Linked DNA regions of Mus musculus: all the other regions are linked to region 1. The links are chromatin loops, found by intact Hi-C in ENCODE. Cell type or tissue: heart. All regions are shown on one strand. Region 1 has its middle 1.5 kb from the start of Wwox. Region 2 overlaps Nudt7 (nudix (nucleoside diphosphate linked moiety X)-type motif 7). Region 3 has its middle 2.7 kb from the start of Mon1b.

What was found. Peaks named below come from ENCODE experiments on the same cell type or tissue, not always from the same donor. Only the 100,000 strongest peaks of a DNase experiment are listed, where the experiment ranks them.
Region 2: a loop joins it to region 1, with 4 times the contacts of the local background. A loop is called at or near these places in 3 of 42 quality-filtered maps.
Region 3: a loop joins it to region 1, with 4 times the contacts of the local background. A loop is called at or near these places in 5 of 42 quality-filtered maps.

What each region holds. Positions count from the first base shown.
Region 1 is chr8:114,436,899-114,439,398 of GRCm38, forward strand. No RefSeq gene overlaps it. Among named protein-coding and RNA genes, the nearest start is that of Wwox, 1.5 kb to the right of the region's middle. In heart, a CTCF peak has its summit at 1,507 (motif pointing left); no DNase peak of the experiment used is centred here; H3K4me3 peaks cover 263 bases; H3K27ac peaks cover 42 bases.
Region 2 is chr8:114,142,782-114,145,281 of GRCm38, forward strand. The region is part of intron 2 of Nudt7 (nudix (nucleoside diphosphate linked moiety X)-type motif 7); the gene reads left to right. Among named protein-coding and RNA genes, the nearest start is that of Nudt7, 10 kb to the left of the region's middle. In heart, no CTCF peak of the experiment used is centred here; a DNase peak (open chromatin) is centred at 1,060.
Region 3 is chr8:113,631,826-113,634,325 of GRCm38, forward strand. No RefSeq gene overlaps it. Among named protein-coding and RNA genes, the nearest start is that of Mon1b, 2.7 kb to the right of the region's middle. In heart, a CTCF peak has its summit at 1,000 (motif pointing left); no DNase peak of the experiment used is centred here.

The DNA of each region.
Region 1 (2,500 bases):
GAAAATCCCTGAGCTTGGGAGAAGTGGGTACTTTGTTAGTAGACCATGAAAATTTACTTCAGCCCATTAGGATTAGGGTTAGGGTTAGGGTTAGGGTTAGGGTTAGGGTTAGGGTTAGGGTTAGGGTTAGGGTTTATTTCAGCGTGTGGCTCAGCTCTCATTCCTTTATTGCTCTTTTGGAGGCAGACCGCAGGTTGAAGCCTGGCACATCTCCAGGCACCTCTTTATCTTGCTCTTAATAAATCACCATTCCTGAAGATTTTCATGTGTCTTTATACAGTTCACTAGAAAGAGGTGCAAGGACCCAGAAACTCCAGCATCTGTTTGCCAGACTCAACTCTGCACCTGTGACAAACCCAAGTGAGGTCACACTGACAGGGAGTTTCCCCCTCAGAATCCTTTTGTTGCAGCAGCAATAAATAAATTAACTAATTAAAATATAAAAATAAATGTAACTGTCGTGTGTTTATAAAAAGATAAAGAGAGGAGGAATATGTTTTGGTGGATTTGTAGTCAGGTATGTGGGAATGGGGTGCCTCTATAGGCCCATGCTGAGGCATCCCTTCCCCCTGAGGGACCAGCCAGCCAGTATAGTATAGAGCTTACTCAGAGAGGGGAGTTGAGAGTGTAGTGGGGGGGAAGAGAGAGAGAGAGAGAGAGAGAGAGAGAGAGAGAGAGAGAGAGAGAGAGAGAAGAAGAAGGAGGAGGAGGAGGAGGAGGAGGAGGAGGAGGAGGAGGAGGAGGAGGAGGAGGAGGAGGAGGAGGGAAGTAGAGGCCGCCAAGAGCACGGATGGGGTGGGTGGGGGGAAGGGACGAGGGGACAGAGTGGGAGCAAGAAGGCAAGAGAGAGGAGGGAGCAAGCAGTCTCTTTAAAGTAATTCAAGCACACCTGGCTGTTACAGGGTAACTGTGGGGCGGAGCTTAGACACACACACACACACACACACACACACACACACACACACACACACAAATGCTAACGGGATAATAACAGTCGCTGAAGTCGCTAACCTTCTGTTTTAAGTCTCCCATATGCTGACCTCACTGGCAAGAGCCGCCACTCTAAGCTTCGATATTCTTTCAGAACATTGTCAGAAGAGTCAGGAAGCTTCCCAGATCCCTTTTGTAGGTAAAGTTTGGCATCAAAGCAGCAAACTTGATTTAGCAAGGACTCATGATTTAAGTTAAATCAGGTCTGCAGGGTATTGGGGGTGGGTAGGTGTTGAAATAAATAACCAACTTCCTGGTATTGATACATTAGAGAAGTTGGGTTCTAGGAATAGCCTACTAAAATCCGTGTCCCTTGCACACATTTCGTTTCTTTTGAGTGGTGTCAAATTTTACTCAGCAAAAGTGAGTGCATCTTGTTGTTGCAAATTTCTACTAGAGAAGAAAGTAAACAATCGATTAAAAACAAACAAACAAACAAACAAACAAACAAAAAACAGGTTCAAAGGTTCCTTGCTGGGAACCAAGGCTTTGAACTGCAGGCTGATAGCGCCACCTGGCGTGCAGCTTCGGAAGCACAAGCTTGGATAGTTAAAAAATCCTCATTTCATAACTACTGTGGCGCAGATGTTTTTACAGAAACAAGATGGTCATAAAATCTCCTTAGGGTATGACTTTGTGGGTGTTGGCTTTGTCTCACACGTATTCAAGCTCCTGAAAAATCTTCTTTGCCTGGGTTTACATGCAGATAGATCCTTGTTAGATCAAAGTCAAAGCTAAACTTCCAGGAGCCAGAAATGATAAACAAATAGGGGAAGGGACTAAGTGCTGTTGTGAAGGTAGGCTTCACATTGTGGGTCTAGGATATTTATAACCAGGATTTTTTTTTCAGGTGCTTTAAAAGTCTGCTTTGCAAGTTTGTAATCAGGTGCCGCCTATGAACAAGAGAACCAAGTTATGGTTGGAAGACCATTCTCTCTTAATAGAGAATCTGGAGGCATGAGAATTTGCATGTTCTCGATTTTTGGCTCCCTTTATAGCATAGGCTGGCCTCGAACTTGTGAACTTGTGATCGTTTTGACTTACCCTCCCAAATTCTGGAGTCACTTAGTTCTCCAAGTGTAGGTTTTTTTTTTTTAAATGGCATATTTACATAAACAACACAGATTGTGAATGGAAAAATACCTGGATAGTATCAAGTCAGGACATTTACTCTCGCAGGTGTGTCCAACCTGAGGCTCGTGGCAACACGTGGCCCGGGATACTAATAAATGCTGCCCAACACAAAAATCCTAAACTTTAAGCATTGTGAGATTTTTCTTTTCTTTTTCCTATTTGGATATTCGATTGAGGGCTTCTCTAGTGTAAATTTTGGAAATGACCATGTCACAGTATCATGTCGTAGTGTCAAAAGGTTGTACACCTGCAGGGCATGGGACGAAACTGGAGCTCAGAATAATCTCATCAGAACCTTTCCCCCCTCCCCGCCCCCCCTTTATAGTCCAGTTGAGCTTGGACTACATTTCCCAGGATACTTCACTGCTGGGACTCA
Region 2 (2,500 bases), 290 kb before region 1:
GTCTTCCTCAATTCTAATCCTATGATCCTAGGAGTGTTAGAACACCTGGGAATAGAGCTTTCTCTGGTTGTTGTGGAACTGGCTGCAGAGTTTGCTTTCAAGGTCTGCTCAGGGCACTGGCCCAGACCAAAAGGAACCCATGCAACTGGTTAGGCAGAGTTCCTGGGTGCTCGGGAGGAAGTGTGTTTTTAAGTCTTTTGTAAGACATGCTGCAGTAGACAGAAAATGGTCCAGCCTTCCTCTCTCTACTTAGGTATCTGTCAGTGATGAGATGTGTGAGGACATGGCTGCTGAAGCAGATCCTGTAGAAGTCTTCATTTATAGCAGGGAGGAACTGCACATGTTTTGTGTCTTCAAATGACTTGCGCAGGGCTAGGAATGATACACAATGGCAGAACACTTCCCTAGTATGCACAAAGCCCTGGATCAACCCTCAGCACCACCAAATAAAATGAATGAATAAATAAAAATAACAAACTTGCTAAGGCAGAATAATCAGCTATAGAAAACTAAATAAAGTTCATAACAGCCTTAGTCCTCTCAAAGGACTGTAACAAAATACCTTATACTGGGTGGCTTATGAACAGCAAACATTTTCTGTGCCTGTGGAGGCTGGGAAGTTCAGTATCAAGGCATCTGCGGATGAAGCACTCGGTGCTGTCTTCTCTTTCTACTTCCCAGATGATGGTTTTCCTTGTGTGCTCATGTGCAAAAGGAGCAATAAGTGTCTGTGCACTTCTTTTATAACTGCTTTAACTCATTGATAGGGCCTTGCTCATTATGCTTTCCCAAGAGCCCCAACACTGAATGGTATTGCCCTGTGACTTAGGATTTCAAAATTGGAAGAAACAGATATTCAGACCAAAGCAGGCTTCTAGCTTTCCTTACAAAGATGTCACTCCAGGTGCTAAAAATGCCAACAGGACATCTCAGTCGAATGCTGGACATCAAGAACTGACATTAGGGGACCTCATTATATCACCCTGCGTGGGAGCTAGGCACAACTCCACTCATGGCAACCTCAGCTCATGTAACCGCCCAAGGGCATGCTGCCATGATCTTTGCACACAGTTGGCAAGAAGCTGGCCAAAGAGTCCTGCTGAATCAGGCTCTACAATGACATGGATAGGTGAGGTTGTAAGAGAAACTGGATTGGGCTGGCTGAAAAGAGAAGGACAAGAGATACACCTCTCAGAGATGAGAAAAGAAGAAATGACTGGGATGCTACAAATGGAGACACATGGTGCTAAAACCAGTAAGGACTGGAGTTAGGGACATGGGTGCAGAAACAGAAAGAGAGCTTCCCCATTCTTCATGTGAGTCAGCAAAAATAAATGGAGATGGTGAAATATATGGTATCAATCGTGATGGCTCCTTGGCCACACTGTGTTTTAGCAAATGCTCTCTCTCTCTCTCTCTCTCTCTCTCTCTCTCTCTCTCTCTCTCCCTATCTATCCAACTATCTATCTATCTATCTATCTATCTATCTATCTATCTATCTGTCTGTCTGTATATCTGTCTATCTAATAGGTGTGTCTGAGTATGAACAAGCATGTGCTGTGGCACACTGTGTTTTAGCAAATGCTCTCTCTCTCTCTCTCTCTCTCTCTCTCTCTCTCTCTCTCTCTCTCTCCCCCCTATCTATCCAACTATCTATCTATCTATCTGTCTGTCTGTCTGTCTGTCTGTCTGTCTGTCTGTATATCTGTCTATCTAATAGGTGTGTCTGAGTATGAACAAGCATGTGCTGTGGCCTCTTGTAAAGGAGCCATTGGACAACTTTTGAGAGTCACTTCTCTCCTTCTACCTTATTACTGCACAGGTTCTCTCATGACTTTATCTCTTAATTACCCTGCTACAGGATCTCAAACACTGCTCTTTTGTGGGAAATATTTTTTAAAAAAAAAATGAACCTGCCAACTCTCCACGGGGCTTCTGCCCTCCTGCCTGCCCACCAACACTCTGGCCACGCAGGACTACAGGACTCCCACCAGGCCATCTCTCTGGTGCCCCCTGTCCCCCAGTTCCTCTTGCTACCATGCACCCCAAGGTCATCTGTCACATCATAATACCCAGTACCCTGGTAGAATCAAGACACTTAAAGCTTAATTAACCAATCAGATTTATGTATCAATAATATCACAATTTACAAGAAGCCAATACAATAATTTCAGAGCCAGTTGATGATGATAAAAGCTTTATCCCAATATTTCTAACCTTGTGAAATCATAGCTACTTGTGGCTGGAAAATGCCACGTGGGTACTTGTCCACAGCTACCTTGCTTCTCTCTCAGCTACTCTTAGCTCTGCCTCCCCTTTCCCCAACCAATCACAGACCTCCCACTGCCCTAGTGTGATTGGCTACAACACTGCTCTTTGAGCTTATACCAGATAAATTCACATTCTATAGAAGCATTACTGGTTAATAGAGCAAAGTCCAAGCTTCTAGCCAGTTCTCCTGCCTCTGCCTATTTGTAAGGATTCGGGAACTGAAGACGTA
Region 3 (2,500 bases), 810 kb before region 1:
CACCCTGGACAGAGAGTCCTGGGTTGTAAAAGAAAGCAGGCTGAGGCAGCCATGGAAAGTAAGCTAATAAACAAGGTTCTTCCGTGGTTTTGACTTCAAGCTTCTGTCTTGGCTTCTCTGGATGATGTGATCCAACCTGTAATGCAAACAAACCCTTCCTCCCCAATATGGCTTTCGCTCAGAAAGTTCTATCACAGCAAGAGAGATGGATGCTAGGACAATAAATAAATCTACCTTTCCTTCCTTCCTTCCTTCCTTCCTTCCTTCCTTCCTTCCTTCCTTCCTTTCTTCCTCCTTCCTTCCTTCCTTCCTTCCTTCCTTCCTTCCTTCCTTCTTTCTTTCTTCCTTTCTTTCTTTCGCTTGTTATTATTTTTATTTACCTGTGTAATCCCACATAAGTGTGGGTGGAAGTGAGGCCAGAAGGAGGTGCCAGGAGCCCCAGACCTGGAATTGCCTGTCATTTGTAGCACATTCTGCTGTTAGCGATTTAACATGGGTCCTCTACAGGTGCTCTTCACCACCAAGCTGTATCATCAGTCACCCTGTCTTCCTCCTTAATGTTTATTGGTTCTGCCTACTACAGTGTTCTGAACAAATACCAGCTCCCATTACTTCTGAACCGTAAATAGCGCCTTATTTCCGCAGATTTCAGATAGGTGAACTCTCCCTTGTGCAAAATTATCCCCTGTATATCTATCTCTCTAGCCATCTGAGACTCACCACTTTGGGTTGTCAATCTTTGCTATAGGAAGAACATTCTCCTAACGAGTCTGAGAAAGCATAGTCAAGCCTTTTGAAAATGAGTTTTCAGAGTAGATTATGTTCTCTTAGTGAGTCTTAATCGTGAGAGAAACAAGAGTCTTAGATGGTTTCAGATTTGGATTCTTGTCATGGAAGTGAGAACCTAAGCTCTTGAAGACAATTCACTGGTGTTTTCCTGGTATTTACTGGACAGTGAGTTGAGTTTGGAAGGTCTCTATCATGTGGATTTTGTGCCATCTACTGGTCATTCTTGCAAAAAACAACGATGCTGACGGTGATCTACTGTTCCCTCTCCTTGGATCCCACTGGTTTCTAGGCATCTTACCCACTTACACATTCTAAGGTGGTGATTCTCAACCTTCCTGATGCTGTGCCCATTTAATACAGTCCCTCATCTTGTGGTGACCCCCCCCAACATAAAATTATCTCATTGCTTCTTCAAAACTGTAATTTTGCTACTGTAATGAATTACAATATAAATATCTGATGTGCAGGATGGGCTTAGGTGACCCCTGTAAAAAGGGGCTGTGACCCACAGGTTGAGAACCATTGTTCTAAGGAATGTCTTTAAGACCTCTAATATTGGAACAAGAGCAAAAGGTTTCCAGTGAGGTCCAAGCCTGGGACAGGGAGTGAGGGACTGAGTGTCCGTAGGTCCATCCATCACTTTATCTTTCCTTCACACTAGCGAGTGCAAGGCTATCTAGCTATCTATCCTTCCTTTGTTTAAAAAAATCAATTTATAATATTGTAATATGTCTAGAGACCTCTAATCATGTTATCCTTCAATCCTATTGATCACTGGTTTTATCATTTAAGCACACATTTTAGTAACTATGCTGACCTTTTCAAAGAAAGAACGATTTCTACATTGTCTCTTTTGACTGTATGTCTTCCCTCTCACTGAATTGCATCTTTATTGTCGTCTTATTTCTACTGCAGGTCTAGCTTCCTCTCATTCCCTATCATCTTAAGGCTCCCGTGTAGATCATTGGTTATGAGTGTCTCTTCTCATACCCGTGTGAATATATAAAGTTGCACATTTCCCTGTGAGCACTCGTGATTTACAGTCTCCGCAGTTGCTCATTCTTCCTGTTTTCATGAAGCTGAAGATACTCCTGAATATCCCATGGATTTAATATTTGAGTCATAATGTGTTCATATGATGAGTACTGACCTAATTCCTACTCTTGGAAGAATTCTCCAATCTCTGCTAACAATAGCCACAATTTCTGTTGTAATCAAACAATTTTCTCTGAAAGATTTAGCTTCTAAAGGGGCATTAACTTTTTTTTTTTAATTTTTTGGTCCAGCATGCGCATTTGGAAAAAAATCCACTCTGTTGTAATTGAGCAGAATTTTTTTAATAAATATCAATTCATTTGCCAGCTGTTGATCATATCTTCTGTAACCTTATTTATTTATTTAGATATTAGATATTTAGATTTAAATATTTATCTATTTTTTTTTTTGCCATCAGTTTCGGCCATTTTTAGTGAGCACAGAATGTTGAAATCATCACCTAACCTCATGAGCTATTTTCCCTTTGAGTTTTTGTCAATTTGACAGTTAGGTACTTTGAAGTTTTGTCTTTGAGTATCTAAATATTCAGGGATGTTATGTCTCCTGGCTGATGACACCTCCTTGATCTTGGAGCCCGGAGGGATGGGTCTCACGAGGTAGAATGCTTGCCCAGAATACATGAAGCCTTGGGTTCGCACCACAGCATGACACAAAC